Regions from separate parts of the Homo sapiens genome. Here region 1 is linked to region 2. The links are chromatin loops, found by intact Hi-C in ENCODE. Cell type or tissue: heart right ventricle. All regions are shown on one strand. Each heading gives the region's core, and the rest is flanking DNA. Links, peaks and the distances in the headings are about the cores only.

Evidence for each region. A loop is a pair of places that touch in the nucleus more often than their neighbours do. Peaks named below come from ENCODE experiments on the same cell type or tissue, not always from the same donor. Only the 100,000 strongest peaks of a DNase experiment are listed, where the experiment ranks them.
Region 1: it touches region 2 in a loop (2.3-fold over the local background); 2 of 110 quality-filtered maps call a loop at or near these places.

Annotation. Positions count from the first base shown.
Region 1 is chr15:87,945,252-87,953,458 of GRCh38, reverse strand. The region is part of intron 14 of NTRK3 (neurotrophic receptor tyrosine kinase 3); the gene reads left to right. It overlaps MIR11181 (microRNA 11181), which reads left to right and starts at 7,191; the gene lies at 7,191-7,253. In heart right ventricle, for the core only: no CTCF peak of the experiment used is centred there; DNase peaks (open chromatin) are centred at 3,388, 3,768 and 3,917; H3K27ac peaks cover 977 bases.
Region 2 is chr15:87,846,952-87,855,158 of GRCh38, reverse strand. No RefSeq gene overlaps it. Among named protein-coding and RNA genes, the nearest start is that of MIR11181, 95 kb to the left of the region's middle. In heart right ventricle, for the core only: no CTCF peak of the experiment used is centred there; a DNase peak (open chromatin) is centred at 4,052; H3K27ac peaks cover 835 bases.

The DNA of each region.
Region 1 (8,207 bases), core at 1,356-6,355, 98 kb before region 2:
ACATTGACATCATTGAAACCTCACACTTCTCTATGTGACTCAGTTTCTGTCAGTACCAGGAAAACGATAAAGAATCGTCTTCTGGTCCAAAGCACCATCCATGTAAGTGTTTGCTGATGACTTTAGCTAGTGCCCGAGAGGCAGCAAACTCGGAGCTTGGTGAACACACATGGACCTGATCCAAGACCCCCAAGCCAGGGGAGGGATTCCAGGGGTCAGATAGGGGCGCTTGTAATTCCACCAGTTCTTTTTCTTTGGTTTTCTTTTGTTGTTTTCTATAGAATTGTAGGGTGGGAGAGGTTCAGGAGACAGGCCAGAAAACCACCGGCCAGTGCGTTTAACATCTGGTGTGGGGGAAACTCTTGGAAGTCAGCTCAGAGGATGTGGTGGGAAAACACCTGGCAGAGTGAGTGGGCTTCGACAGGGGGAAGCATGGATCCAGGATCGCGGAGGCCTTGCGGAACGAATCTGCTGGCTGCGCTGAGCTGTGGCTGCCCACGCGGAGGGCCGGCGTGGCTGGGACTCGCAGGCCCTGGCCTCCGACCTTGTTCCCCATCAGATACAGGGTGAGGGCCAGAGCGAGAGGCTTAGAGGGGGCGGCGGGGGTAGGGCAGGAAAGGCGGGGGTGCCTGGCAGAAGCCCTGGCTCCGGGAGTGGGAGTGGGGAATGGGAACATATACCTTGAAAGGGGCCCAGCGTGACCTCTCGGGACTCCCGGACAGTCTCCTCAGTCTGCGGAGGGTGGGCTTCAGAGACTTCCAAAAGAGTCTGATGGAAACGGTGTCCAAATGCAGAGGTCACGCGGAAGGAGATGGTGCCGGGAATAATGGAGTGCGCACAGGGTGAGCCGGCGGCCAAGATAACTTTGTGTCACCAAGGGCTCCAGAGGAAGCCTGTGGGAGCTGGGCTGAGTTACGGAGGGACGGGGAGCTGTCTGTCCCCGGGGCAGGGAGAGGAGGTGGGGGTTCGCAGAGAGGCTGATCACCAGCGCTCCACTGCACACCTGAGGGAAGACAGGAAGCCCCAATGGGGCAACCAGAGCAGCCCAACAGAGCTTCCCTGCTGTGCAAGGGCAAGAGCCCTTTCATGGGGGGCACGTGTGTGTCCTAGGAGCTCACGACTAGACTGGATTTTAAGCACGTTAGGAAGAAGAGGAAAGAGGAGTCTTTCTTTTCTTTCTTTCTTTCCTTCCTTCTTTTCTTTCTCTTTCTTTCTTTTTCTTTTCTTTTCTTTCTCTTTTCTTTTCTTCTTTCTTTCTTTCCTTTCTTCTTTCTTTCTCCTTCTTTTCTTTCTTCTTTCTTTCTCCTTCTTTTCTTTTCTTTTCTTTCTTTTGAAATGGAATCTTGCTCTGTTGCCCAGCCTGGAGTGCGGTGGCGCCATCTCGGCTGACTGCAACCTCTGCCTCCCAAGTTCAAGCGATTCTCCCACCTCAGCTTCCCGAGTAGCTAGGATTACAGGTGCGTGCCATCACGCCTGGCTAATTTTTGTTTTTTTAGTGGAAACTTGCTTTCACTATATTGGCCAGGCTGGTCTCAAACTCCTGACCTCAGGTGATCTATCTGCCTCAGCCTCCCAAAGTGCTGGGATTACAGGTGTGAGCCACCACACCCGGCCAAGTCTTTCTTGAAGAAAGACCCTTAGGGTTAAGGACCCCACATGGGGATTCTAGTTTCTACATTTCCGTGGACTTCGGGCCTGCCTTCCATTTCCTTCAGAAGCAGGGCATCACCTTCTCTCTGGTGTCTGAGCCTTCTGCTTTAAGCAAGAGTAAAGTTAGGCTTTTCCACAGAAAGGCCTCCCAAGTCTCTGTGGAAGGACTCACTGGGTGACCTGTTCATTTCCTAGGGTCCTTTGTGCATTAACTAAAATCCTTTCCATCAGTAAGTTCATTGCTGGGGGAAAGAATGAGGGTAAGCAGACTTCTTCAGGCCAGCAAGCTTTTCTTCTGGAACCTGGTGAATGTAGGAAGTCTAAGGGCTCGGCCCATGTCCACAAATGAACTGGAATTTTATGCCTTAGTATAACTAAATCCTATCACATAAAAATTGAATGCTGGTCTTTGCCAACACCACTTACTCTCTCTAGTCAGGCAGCAAGGTTGTTTTGAACTGGTTTCCTCTGAGCTGCCCAGGAGGTGAGCTTATGTAGGGGGCAACAAAATAAGCAGAGATGGTCCTAGGACACCTATTTTTGCATAAGGAATAGACATTCTGAGGAGAGAAAGAGAAGATCAGGAAATGATCTTACGGATAACACAGGATTATTTCCCGTGTTGGGGATTGGGTTGATTTCTACTAGTGGAAGTGGGGACGGGTACCCCAGATGGAGGAAAGCTAGGACACAGATGCACAGCACGAGCTCACATGGTTGCTCAGAGGACAGTGGATGGCCAGCCTGTCCATCTGTTGGATCTATTTAATGCATTTATGAGGATAAAGCCTGGGGATTTGGGCCAGGTTATCAGAATTCTCAAATATCAGACTAAAAACTGTCCTGAAGACATGGATACTCTATGTTAAGGCCTATTGAGCACCTACTGTGTGCCTCCCAACTGTTTTAAACACTTAATCTCTTCATTTAAAGATATCAAAACTCCATGCAGTAAGCACTTTAATAATAACCGTAACAATAATAAGGGAGAATCCTTGCAGGTTTGAGCAGAGAGCAGGTGAGAGGAAGAAATTGGCATATTCCTTCCCGAACTTTTATGGGCATTAGCTCCTTCGACACGCTCCAAATGTACGACTGTACACATGATTTCACTGAATCCTCATGGCAAGTCAATGAGGTGGATATTTTCTTAATTTCGCTCATGAAAACAACATTTGAGACTGGTTTAGTAAATTGCCAAATGCGGCCTCTGAGGATGTGTCCTTGAGTGTGAATTTATACCCAGTTCTGTCTCATTCCAAAGCCATGTTCTTTCTCAGTCCCCTTACTCTGATCCTGGTGTTTGCTCCCAAGGTCCCCTTCCTGTCCTTTCTTCTTTTCTTCGTGTCTGTTGTATTTTGGGGGGTGCTGCTGCCTCTCTTTTATAGACCAAATGATGCTCTTTCTCCTTATTCTGCCTGAAGCAGCTCAGTTTTATCTTGGACCCATGGTTGTAGGTAGCTGTCAAGGTCAATGGTGTGTCCTGCAAATGGGTGACTGGGATCCTCTGGTCTCCCCTTCTACGGTTCACCCTGTGGTCCTCACAGGTGTTTCTCTTCCTGACCTCAAGACTTTCATCATGGAGCTGCATCTCATGGCTCCAGTGCCCTGCAACCTATGTCTTGGCCCAGAATTCTGGTGCTGGAAGGGACAGCCTTTAGCACATTGTGCTCTGCGTGTTCTGGTGAGAACATGACATCACAGGGACGGCTTGGGGGACAGAGCCAGATGCCAGGAATGAGAGGCCAAGGCAGCATTCCTGGGTAGTAGCTGGAAAGGAAGGGCCTCTGGGGAGATTGAGAGGTGGGATGTGACCCTCATATGGGCACTTTGAAGAGGGTTTGTCACTGTCAGGCCAGAAGAGGCAGAGGAAGGAGGGGGCCCAGCAAGTTGTCAGAGGGACACATTCTCAGTCGGAGCCTGAGATTCATCTTTCAGCACCTAACTTCACAATTCCAGATGGCTCTCCTTGGGGAGTTCTTTTTCTCTTTATTCTTGGCTCAAGCAGTCACTGCTTAATGAGAGCCAGAGGCACTCTTGCCACGGGAAAGGCCAACAGAATATAGAGACCAGGAAGTGGGTATGAAAGGGCAGGCGTACTGTGGTAGGGAGGCTGATGTTGGGAGCCTGGGTGTTGGTTGGTGTCTGAGCTCATGGCGGTGGAGCATGGTGGGGTAGCACTGGGGAGCAGGGACACTTCTGAACTTCAGCCTCAGCTTCTGAACTTCTTGTGTCAGGAAATGTGAACTGGAAATTGCCCCAGAACAGACAGTCCTCTGCTGATCCTCTCTCTTCACTGCTTCCAGAAACAGCAGGGTGTCTTATTTATATGTTCATCTTGGTGGGAACACAGTGTCTCGGTGTCCTAGACTGCTACCTCTAGCCTAAGGGTGCACACGTGCCCCAGAGTGGGACCTGCTGTTTGCTGAGCTTCTTCAGAGCTGACCACGGAGGCACTTTGTTTAGAAGTCTGGGGAGCCGGAGACTGAGGGTTAGGATGTGGGTCTCAGTACTTTCCTGGTTCAATACGATCTTGGTTCCTCGGGCCATTCTCGGAGCCAGGACATAAATAAGTCTGTTCTTAGGAACTTCCTGGCTCTTTTCCCATTCTCACTCATCTTTCCTTTCTTTTTGCCACTCCCCCAGATTCCCTTCTTCCTCCCTCTTTGCAGTGTTTTCCCTGCTAAAGTCTCTAGCAGTGCTTCAGGGGGAGTTTTAATTTATTTGCCCATTCATCATATAGTTAGTGGGTACCTACTTGGTCTCAGGCCCTGTGCTAGGCCCAGCCTACGAACTTGAGCAACACATGCCTTTTGACTTTTGGCCTTTTGACTTGTGCAACTGCCAGCACCCTTCAAAGCCTCTTTGTAAAAATGTCAAACTCTGAAAAGAATGTGTGAGGGAAGCCCTAATCCAGAGAAGGCCTAGGGACGAGGCATGGACTGGCCAGCAGAAAGATCCAGGTTCTTATTCTTAGGTAAAAAATCCTGAGCCAACCTGGTCCCAGGGCAGCAACAGGAACAATCAGGGCTGGTGGTCATTCAACCTGGAATCCATTCCCAAGTCATTGTTACCCCATTTGACTAATCATTTTTATTTTTTATTTTATTTATTTATTTTTGAGACAGAGTCTTGCTCTGTCGCCCAGGCTGGAGTGCAGTGGCGCAATATCAGCTCACCACAATCTCCGCCTCCCAGGTTCAAGCGATTCTCCTGCTTCAGCTTCCCAAGTAGCTGGGATTATAAGCACATGGCACTGAGTGCGGATAATTTTTGTATTTTTAGCAGAGATGGGGTTTCGCCATGTTGGCCAGGCTGGTCTTGAACTCCTGACCTCAAGTGATCCACCCACCTCGGCCTCCCAAAGTGCTGGGATTACAGGCGTGAGCCACCGCACCTGGCCTTGATTACTAATTTTTAAATTCTAGACCTCTAAAAAAATTCTGCAGAGTTTTTGTCTTAGATCTCCAGCCTTCAAAATGTCTTCTCTTAGAAAGGTCCTTTACAGGAAACCAGGAGATCCTCTTTTTTCTCCTAGTCTATAAATCATCCAGGGATGGCTCTGCAGGAGTGGTGGTTTGAATAGTTTAGCCATGCTCTACTCTTCTGTCCAGGTGGAGAACTGACTGGGTTGGCTGGAGACCCCTACAAAGGGCCTGTAGCTGGCCAGGGCACATGTTTGTCTGGCTATGCTCTTATGCAATACCTTATGCAATTAGCTCCTCTTGCTTGCCATTCATAGAAGGCGTGAGGTGAGACCCAGCCAGGAGGCCAGGAGAAAGTGTGAGGGCAGTTCTTTGAGGGCTGGCAGAAATTTATATCTTGAGCCCAGGCAGGGCCCTGCCCTCTTGGTGGTCTCCTTCCCCCTCAAAGGTTCAAAGCTGGCCCTCTTTCTCCCTCCTGCCACTTCAAACACCCAGAGTTGGAGCTCCCAGAATGTTATTCTTTTCCATTTAAAGACATTCCATTTCATGTGTAATTAAATATGTGGTATTGAATTAATGTTTTCTTCTGAGCCTTTTTGGCAGCCAGAGACCCTAGGGTCTGGTTAGTGCAGAGAAAACACACGCTTCTCACAGATCCTCCCTTCCTCTCCCTGTTTTCTCTTCCCCCTTCTCTCCTGCCAAGAATCTCCCTCCTCCCTCCTCCCTCCTGCGTGTAGTCACGCTCAGGACTCACCTTGTAATGGGTGAGCCTGAGGTCCTGGAAACTCTGTTTCTGGGTGGGGCAGCAAGGTCTTGGGTTTCTGCATTCTGGTGCTGGCTTTATCTTCAAATGTCATCCTGGTGGCTCACATTGAGCTTAGGTGGTGGCAATCAAGGGTAGGAAGAATAGGTTCCAGGATAAAGTGACACACTCTCTCTTTACAGATGTTATTGGTTTCTACCAAGTACTGATGCCAGTGCAGAAAGCAGAGCCTCTCTCTGAAGTAGGGGTTGCAGGGGTTGAAGGGGGCTGTCATGATTAAAGGATGTCAAGGTGGCACAGTCTGCTCAGCCCAGCCTTTAGAGTCCCACAGGACACCTCTAACAGCTAGGGGATCTTGGGCAAGTTACGTAACCACCTGGAGCTTCAGCCCCCTCATCTGTAGCACGGGGACAGCAACATATTGTGTTTAAGAGACTTGTAGGGCCGGGCACGGTGGCTGATGCCTGTAATCCTAGCACTTTGGGAGGCTGAGGCAGGTGAATTACCTGAGGTCGGGAGTTTGAGACCAGCCTGGCCAACATGGTGAAATGCCATCTCTACTAAAAGTACAAAAATTCACCAGGTGTGGTGGCACGCACCTGAAATCCCAGATACTCGGGAGTCTGAGGCAGAATTGCTTGAACTTGTGTGGCGGAGGTTGCAGTGAGCCCAGATTGCGCCATTGCACTCCAGCCTGGGCGATAGAGCGAGATTCCATCTCAAAAAAAAAAAAAAAAAAAAAAAAAGAACCCACGAAAGACAGAGCTGTAAAGGTATCATGTGCTCAGCCTGGTATCTGGCTCAGGATAAGTGCTCAATTGATGGCAGTTATTTTTATTATTAATAAGGGCACAGAGGGATAACAACGAGCTAAAGGAGCAGTGCAGAGCGAGATGGAATCCACAAGGGAAAGATCTGTGAGGTCTCAGTGATGAGGACAGGAACTAGTTAGGAACTGAGTATCAACATGAGCCAGGGAAGAGGGGAGGGCAGGATGGTTAGGAGCTGCCACCAGGGGCCAGCCCTCAGGGCTGCTGGTGGTGGCAGGGGACTGCTTCTGAGCCTCTTAAGTCAACACCTTCAGAGAAGGACTGTCTCAGTCCTGTCCACACACGTGGTCCCCAAGACAATAATTAGCCAAAGCACCGAGGTAGCAAACAAGTTTCTTTTAAGGCAATCTGAGTGTGACTGAGTGCACACACTCACCTTTGGGGACCGAATTTGCTGCTTGGCATACAGCAGGATAACTGTTATTTATAACCACCGACCCTGGGAAATCGGGTTTCTCTCTACTGATCAATGCCAATCTTGAGTTGGTGGCTGTCTCTGCCTTTTGATGTCTTTATTCCACTGTCTGACCAACCTCCTCCCGCAAACTGTTTTGGCCTCTGAAGGAGGAGGAGGTCAGGCATGGTGGTGGCAGCCGTAGACAGAGCTGGTGACCTCTGAGCCAGGGCCAGCTTACTCCTGGGCAAGCTCGTGCCATTTTATTTTAGGAGAAAATCATCATCCTTCTCCACATTTCTTTTCAAGCCACGATTTTATTTGCAAGATAGGTATTGAGCTCCTAGTTGAAATGAAAATTGGAAAGGAAAGAAAAACATCTGTTAAATGTCTAATATATTTTAGATATTTTATATCATCTTTATTATCTAAAAATTTTAAATCATCCTCTGAACAGTTCTGCCAAGTCAACATCCATGTTCCCATTCTACAGATAAGGAACTAGAGGTGTGGAGAGGATAGGATTCAATTAGTAAGTAAGAGGGTCAGGATTTCAATAGAGATCTGTTTTTTTTTTTTTTTTTTTTTTTTTTCCCAGTCTTCACTCTTTCAGCAGTGCCATTTGGGGCAGATTTTTTGTTCCCTCTTCCTCCCTGGTCGCAGGGCTGAGCAGTTTATGCCTGCCACCTCCCTGCCCTCATTCTCCCAGAACAGGGAGGTGAAGCTGACAGTGGTCACCTCTGTGTCCAGCGATGTCAGTGTATCCAGCGGCTCTGTGTATACCTCCCCTCCTGCCCCACAGGGCAGCCAAGGGGAACAGAGGTAGGATGAGGGATAACCCCTGCCTGCCCACTGACCTCTCAGGGCTCTGAGATTTTCTGTCCAGAGGTGACCAGTTACCTCAATGGATTAGAGATTCTGCTCTAGGTCACGCTTGCTGCAGGCTGGAAGACCTCCCAGAAGTGAATCCCACACATATGGAATAGTTATCTTGGTCCCCACTACAGAGAAAGAATTCTTGGAGCAGCCACTAAAACACAGAAATCTTGTTTCTGTTCTTGTGTCAGATGAACCGGTTGTCCTGTGGGAACAAGAAGATCTACAGGTGGCTTCCTCTGGTGGAACCCAGTTGGTGGCTGTCTCAC
Region 2 (8,207 bases), core at 1,327-6,326:
ATGCAACAAGCCAGTGTGTCCTGATACATAGCAGAAAGCCCCACTGGCAGAGTTATGCTCAATAGGGCCGATCATAAATATGGTTTATGGAGTTAGTTCATTTACTGCCTCTGATGCTGGCCCCAGCTGCCACGAGTTTGACTGACAATTTCTGTTTATTTATTTCTCACTATATAATATCTGACTTCACATTATAAATTCTTCTGATTGGAATTTCACGCCATCTGCTCCAGTATTTAGTGATGGCATGCTAATCAGGGACTCAGTCTTTTTTTTGGGATGAGCTGGACTCTGAGCTCTTGGTTGTGCCTGTGAGGGTGAGGCTAGGGCCCTGTCACCCCTAGAGAGGGATATTTTACTGTTGTAAAAATCCTCTTGTGCCTTTTGATAGACAGTCCTCTATATATTAGAGATATGATGGTCACCTATGATGGATAACTTGTGATTCAGAACCAGCAGAAGTAATCGGCAAAGAGCAACTCAGAGTCAAAGTGGTGTGTGACTATTTAGAAGAGGGCTGGAGGGGAGAGTATGGCACACCAGTTTTTGCCTAGATAGATGATGGCTACCATGTCCTTTTCCTTATTACTTCTGTTCTAGTCCGTAGGTGAAGCAAAATGACCACTTAGTCAAAGGTTGGACAAAAGACCCCAGGAGAGTTCTGAAGGTGTTTTTTCTCACCCTATAAATGTAGGGCCTTTCATCCAGGAATGATTGGATTGATCATAAAATGTTTTGAGAAAAACGGTGATTTTTAAAAACACTGGATGTATATTGCTCACAGGAATTTTACATTTTCTCTAGAGAAATGAGGTGATAATATTGTTTGTGATTTTTTTTTTCCAGTGCCATCAACCACTGTTAAGACCCCCCTCTGTCTCACTCTGAGTCAGCTTTGTCTGCACCAACTCCTATAGTCCAGTACTGCAGGACTGATATGGCCCAGCCTCTGGCTTTACCTGCTCTGGCCCCTTATCAGTCCTAGAGGAAGAAAATGACATTCATTAAGCACCTCCCATGCACCAGTTGGGCAGGTCAATAAACCTTCATCATAACCACTCCTCATGAGTTACATATTTTTGTCTTTACTTTGCCAGGTGAGAAAACTGGGGTTTGGAGAACCTAAGTCTTAGAAAGATTAACTTCCTTCCCAAAGGACACAAAGCAAGTTTGAGTCAGGGACAAAATTTAACCTTATGTCTCTCTGACCACAAGCAAATTTTGTTTCTACTTGGTATTCCCTGTGAGAATGTTTAAAGGAAAGGTGTTTAAAGAAGGTGATGACTTCTACAGCATCACCTTATTCCCCAAACCACTAGGAAAAAATATAACTCTCATTATCCCAACATCCTCCTCATCCACTGGGGACCTTGGGCAAGTCAGTTAGCTTCTGTGCGTCTCAGTTTTCTCATTTATAAAAAAGATTGTCATACCTACAGCCTGTTGTTATAGTACCAGGTCATGTGAAGACATGCACTAAGTGTTTAGTGCAGGGTCTTGCACTTGATAGTCCCTGAGTAAATGGTAATAATCATTTGCCATCATCATCACCATCACCATCATTATTATCATTACCAGTTGTCTTCATCCTCCTCCTCGTCATCATCATGTCATCATCAATATTATAATCATCATGATTCTTTTATCTTCTTGAGAGTGGCCTATCCTTTTACTGAGAATTAAATGTGTCCCTGATGGGGTTCTGGGAGGCTTTTTCTGAATGAAACAGAACTGGTGAGCCAATGAGAGCACTAAGATTACATTATTGATTTGTGTCTCCCAAGGCCAAGCCCTATTAAGATTCGTTAAATCAAACAATAAAAATCCCAGCTTCCACACTTTTCCAATCATGGATCAAATTCAATCCATCTCTCCCCAGCTTCCCCCAGCCTGGTCATGGTTATTTGTCTCTAACTGTCACACAAGGAGAAGGTCATTAACAGCCACTAAATAGATCCAGGAATAATAGCAGCCCACTGAGCTTTAAAACTAGAATACATTTCACAAAAGTAAAAATTTGTCCTGCTGTTAATATTTGAGCAATAGAAAGAGACATTGAAGAGTGGCATCTGCCATTTTAGGGTCATCTGCTCGTTGCTTAGGTGGACTTTATTAATCCCATTTTCCAATTGAGAAAACTGAACTTCAAAGAGGTTAATTGACTCGTCTAATGACACCAGCTCATAAATGGCAGAGGTGAAATATGAACCTAGGTTCATCTGACTCCGAAGCCCATGCTATTTTGACAATGTTCTGCTGCTTTTGTAAACTCACAAGGACTTACAGATACATATACAACGACACATGTTCATATACACATTATAGTTTCTCCGAAGACTTCTCAGGGCAGTCGGGTCAGGGTTAGTTAGATGAACTTGCAAAGCAAGAGACTCCAAGGCCAGGGCCACCATTCCCCTCCCGTGTGGTGTCTTTATAGGCCAGAAACAGAAACTTTTCCCCAAGCCTGGAGTCATGGTCATTATGCCCTGAGACCTTGAGAGCAAGGATAAAGAGTCTGGAAAGTATGATTTCCATCTTATTCCTATCCCTTGGCAAATGTCTTACACCATTCACTTTACTGATCTTAAGATAAGAGCATAGCAAGATGATATTCTGTACTACTAACCTGAATGGACGAATGGACAGCAGACAACCCACATTGGGTGTATTTGAACTATGGCCACTCTTTACCAATAAAACAAGACAAAATAGCAAAGCCTTTCATTTCACACCATGAAGGGCATACTCATTACCAGGGGATGCTCTAATCCAATGCCCACATCAAATTCTCTGGCCCTGGAGGTGGAAGTTGGCCTTCTCTCACACTTTTATCTTGGCACTGTGTTTGGAGGACATGTTAATATGAGGCATAAAAGAAGGCAAGCAAAATACATACTTGCAATTAAAAAAAATGACAGGATGCTGCTTTTCCCAGGAAGTGTCAAGGATTCGTTTAAAAAAAAAGGTGAACAGGGCAATGTCAACAACAAACAAACGAAAACAGATGAAACAGTAAGAGTCAGTGAAAGACAAGGTTGCCCCCCAAATAAATTTAACTTTGCAATAATTTGAGGTTAGAATAGATGAGGAAATTGCTTGCATTCACACAGCGGTTCAAAAAATTACCATTTTACTACTAATAATAGTTCCAGGGATAATAATAGAAGTATTATCATTATGTTATTATGACTATATTAACATTAAAACTCTACCGTCTATTGACTAAGACAGACATTATTATGCTCATTTTAAAGACAAAGTCACTAAAGCTTAAGGAGATTAAAAGAATTGCCCAAATCTACTCAGCTACTAAGGTGGAGTCTCTCAATCTTGGCATTATTGACACTTAGCATAAGATAATTCTTTGTTCTGGGAAGCTGTCCTGTGAGTACGTGGTTTGGCACCAGACTGTGCCATTGTAAAATGGCACAGCATCCCTGGCCTGTACCCCCTAGATGTCAGTAGCACCTGCCAGTCATGATGATTAAAATGTCACTGGACATTGTCAAAATTGGCCCCAGTTGAGTTGAGAACCACTGCTGTTAAGAGATGGAGTTGGGTTTCATGCCCAGGTCTACAGACTTTCTAATCCAAGGTCATTATGCTGCTTAAAGGAGTCATAAACTAAGACAGAATTTATGCACAAAAATAGTGCGATTAAGCACAGGTAAGGAATCTCCCTCTAAAAAGAGAAAGAATCTGAAAACAACTTACTAGCAGGAAAAAAGTAAGGGCTGGGGTATAACTTTATGTTATAAACTCTCAGAGTGGTGGTTATAAAACTATAAATTCTGGCGGAGTTGCTATGGTCTCTGTCCCTCCCCTCAGCCCTTAGAAGTAATGCTGGAGAAAGAATGTCAATTGGAAAAAAAATGCTGAGATTCGCAGAGAAGTGGCTTGAGGGAGCTCAGGAAAGCTGTGGGCAAATCCTCTAGTGCAGAGGGCCCTGCTGACTTTGTGAGGCTCTCATCAAAGGCAGCAATGTTGGTTAGAGCTCCCCTCGGTCTCATGGCTCCAATCTGTCTGGGGACAGATCCAAGCACACCTCTAGCATATCCAGTTCATGGCTGGGATATCAGCCAAACAGTCCGTCAAAGGACATTTGCATCAAGCCAAGTCCTCCAGAATTCCGGCCCCCACTGGGCTGTCCCTCTTTCCTTCCCAGATTTTCTCAGACCACAGAAAAACTGATAGCACACAATACTCAACCCTCAAACTTCTGCTGAGACATAAATGTTTCAGTTAAGGTGGGAAGAATGTCAAAGAGAATTCACCCACTATGGATCAGGATAAATAGAAAATATGGATCCAATTGCTCATGTTAAGAAAGAGCTAGTAAAAGAAATGTAATAATGAATATATATATCATATTATATATAATTTTGTTATATATAATATAGATTATACAATAAAGAGAAATGGAGAAATGATGGATAAATAGATAGTTGGGTGGAAGGAAGGAATAGAGCATTCAAAACATATTTACAGAACAGAATCTGGAATAGAAAACAAGAAGGAAATCCTCCTGAGTCCTTGAAGGTATAGAACAAAATAACGATAGAAATTTAATAAAATGAGCTTTATAATCAGGTTATAACCAGCCGACTGAGAAAGAAAAAAATCACAAGAAATTAAGAAAGCAAATTAAAGACCAATGACAGTATCCTTTCCTGACTAACAAATAAATAAAAAACAGCAAAAAAAATAAGAGACATGGTCAAAAATGAAATTACTGACTCAGAGAAGGAGCTTGAAGAGCTTACCATGCACACAAAGAAAAGGAGTTTAAATCAGCTACAGATAGGAGAATGGATATAGGTGCCACAGGTAATTCAACCCAGGTTAATTGATGTCCTTTAAGAAGATAATCCAACAAATGGAATGGAGGTAGTATTTGAAAATGCAATAGAAGAAAATTATCCTCAAATTTCAGAAGAACTGAATTTACATATGCAAAGATTAAAGTGTATTCCAGAGGAACACAAAGACATTTTCTGCCTAAGTTATTAAATTGTGTATAATAAAGAAAGAATTTGAGGCAGCCGGTCTCCCTCCCAGGGTAAAAATTAGTCTGGTTTTGTATTTTTTCACAGCAAAATCAATGGATAGGGACAATGAGACTGTCTACAGTGATCAATGGGAAAGAAAATATGCCACAAGGATATCATAAGCAGCTTTGCTGAAATTCAAATTCATGTCACCATCAAGTTGCCTAATAGACTCTACTTAGAAACTCTTTGAAATGAGATCTGTTAATCCCAAAGTTAAACCTATAACTATCATTAAAAATGGACATGCGAGGCTGGCCGTGGTGGCTCATACCTGTAATCCCAGCACTTTGGGAGGTTGAGGAGGGTGGATCGCCCGAGGTCAGGAGTTTGAGACTAGCTCGGCCAACATGGCAAAACCCTGTCTCTACTAAAAGTATAAAAATTAGCAGGGCATGATGACCCAATCCCAGCTTCTCAGGAGGCTGAGGCAGGAGAATCACTTGAGCCCAGGAGGTGGAGGTTGCAGTGAGCAGGCCATTGCACTCTAGCATGGGCAAAAAGAGTGAAACTCCATCTAAAAAAAAAAAAAAAAAAGGACTTGCCACTTAAACCCCTGTGTTAGAAGACTGTTAAACAATTGCTACTGGATTTACAAGCAAACAAACAAAAAATGCATGCCTTGAGAATTTTATAAGTCCAGGCAAATTGGATACAAAGTTAAAGGACAGACAGGGTCACTGTGTGACCCCTTCTCTCTCCGCCTCTTCCCACTGCCCCCACCAAAACCATGAAAACAGCTCCAAGATAGGAGAACATGTGGGGATTAGTCATAAATACTTTTAAATATTGAATACAATCCAAGTCATGGTTATTTAGATTATTTTAGAAATAATGGTTTAAAATCAAAAGAATATGAAAATTGACAATATAAAATTATACTGTAATTAACAAAAATCGGTAAGAGACAACATAAACATTTCTTCATTTCTCCTAGCAGGGTGTTAGTTAATAGTATCTAAGGCGAAACAAGTAATTTGAAAGTGACTCCATATTTTCTTTATCTATTCATCCATTGATGTCTTGGCTAATGTGAAAAGTGTTGTAATTATAGTGCAGATATCTTTTCCACATGCTGATTTCAATTCATTTGTAGATATATCCAGAAATGGATTTGCTGGATCATATGATAATTATATTTGCCTTTTGAGGGACTGCATACTTTCTCTACAATGTCTGCACTAATTTACCTTCCCACCAATAGTGTAGAAGGATTCCACTTCCTCCACATCCTCACCAATGCTTATTTTCTGTTGCCTCTGTGATAATAGCCATTTTCACAGGTGTGAGATGATGTCTCATTGTGATTTCAATTTGCTTTCCCCGATAATTAGTGATGTTGAGCATTTAAAAAATAAACCTATTGGTTTATTTCTGTGCCTAAGCTAGGCACAGAAAGAGAGATATCCCATGATCTCACTTATATTTGAAATCTAAAAATGTCAGACTCGTAGGAGTAGAGAGTAGAATGACGGTGACCAGAAGCTGAGGTAGGGGATGGGGTGGGCAATGGAGAGAAGTTGACCAAAGGGCACAGAGTTCCATTTAGACAAAGGAATAAGTTTTCAAGATCTATTGCACAGCAAGGTGACCCTAGTTAATAATACTGTGTTAAATATTTCAAAATTGCTAAAAAAGGGTTTAAATGTTTTCATTACAAAAAATAAGCATTTGAGGTGATGAATATGTTAATTAGCTTGATGTAATCATCCCACAATGTATACATATGGCAAAATATCACAATAAACCCTATAAATGTACGTAATTATTATTTGGCAATTAAAATTTAATAAATTTTAAAAAGACACAGGAGACATATAAAACTGACTCTGACATTTTCATGTTTTACATAATCTTTTATATCAACAATGTATTAACTTTTAGGCATTATTGTGCAATACTTTTTATGTCTCTGATTTGGAGACATAGAGAGATGCAACTGAAACATAAAATGTGTGTGGCCTTTGGAGTTTTACAGATCTGGATGCACCTTGCATCTGACACTTGACTAGAGGTTCATTAGACAAGGTCCCAAAATCTAAGTCTAAAGTTTCCTTATCTGTAACAAGGGAATAACCACACCTACTTAGCAGGGTTGCTTTGAGTTTGTGATGTCATGTCCAACACCGTGCCTAGCATTGGTCAGAGTTTTTTTTGTTTTTTTTTTTTGAGACGGAGTCTCGCTCTGTCACCCAGGCTGGAGTGCAGTGGCAAGATCTCGGCTCACTGCAAGCTCCACCTCCTGGGTTCACGCCATTCTCCTGCCTCAGCCTCCGAGTAGCTGGGACTACAGGTGCCCGCCACCACAGCCGGCTAATTTTTTTGAATTTTTTAGTAGAGACAAGATTTCACCGTGTTAGCCAGGATGGTCTCGATCTCCTGACCTCGTGATCCACCCAAAGTGCTGGTCCCAGGTATTTCCGCTTGGTGAGAGCTTCCAGAAGCAGCATGCAGAACAAAAACAAGCATAGCCTGTTAGACTGATGGAGACAGGGGCAGCTTTCAGGGGCTGGGCAAGGGGCCCAGTTCCGCCCCAGCAGCTGGTGTGAGGTGCAGAGCCAGTGCTGAGCAAGGGTCCATCCCACCTGACCCTAGGTGCACTTGGTTTCCGTGACAGTTGTTTTATCAATAATATTTATGAAGTTAAGGAATTTAAAGAAAAACAAAAATGGATTAAATCATCTTTCGTGTGCCAGGTATGTTTATATTCTGTGCATCTCATTTAATTGACATTAATGATAATAGTCATTTAACAATAACTATTACCTTTATTTCACACATGAAACAGCCACAGCCCAAAGAAGTTAAGACACTTGTATAATGTCTCAAAAGTGGTGAGTGCCTGACACCTTTTTGCTGAACTGAGGCCTGCCTAACTCAGCGTCCTCTTCACTGTGTCATCATTCCTACCTGTGATGATGGGATTAAAAACCAAATACAGTATAAAGAAAATGTAGTATATCCATACAGTGGAATAGTATTAGACATAAAAAAATGGAAGAACTGGCACATGCTACAAAATGATTAAACCTTGGAAACATTATGCTAAGTGAAGGAAGCCAAACACAAAAGACTACATATTGCACGATTCCATTTATATGAAGTGTCCAGAATAGGCAAATCCACAGAGACAGAAAGAGTAGTCGCAGCCAGGGCCTG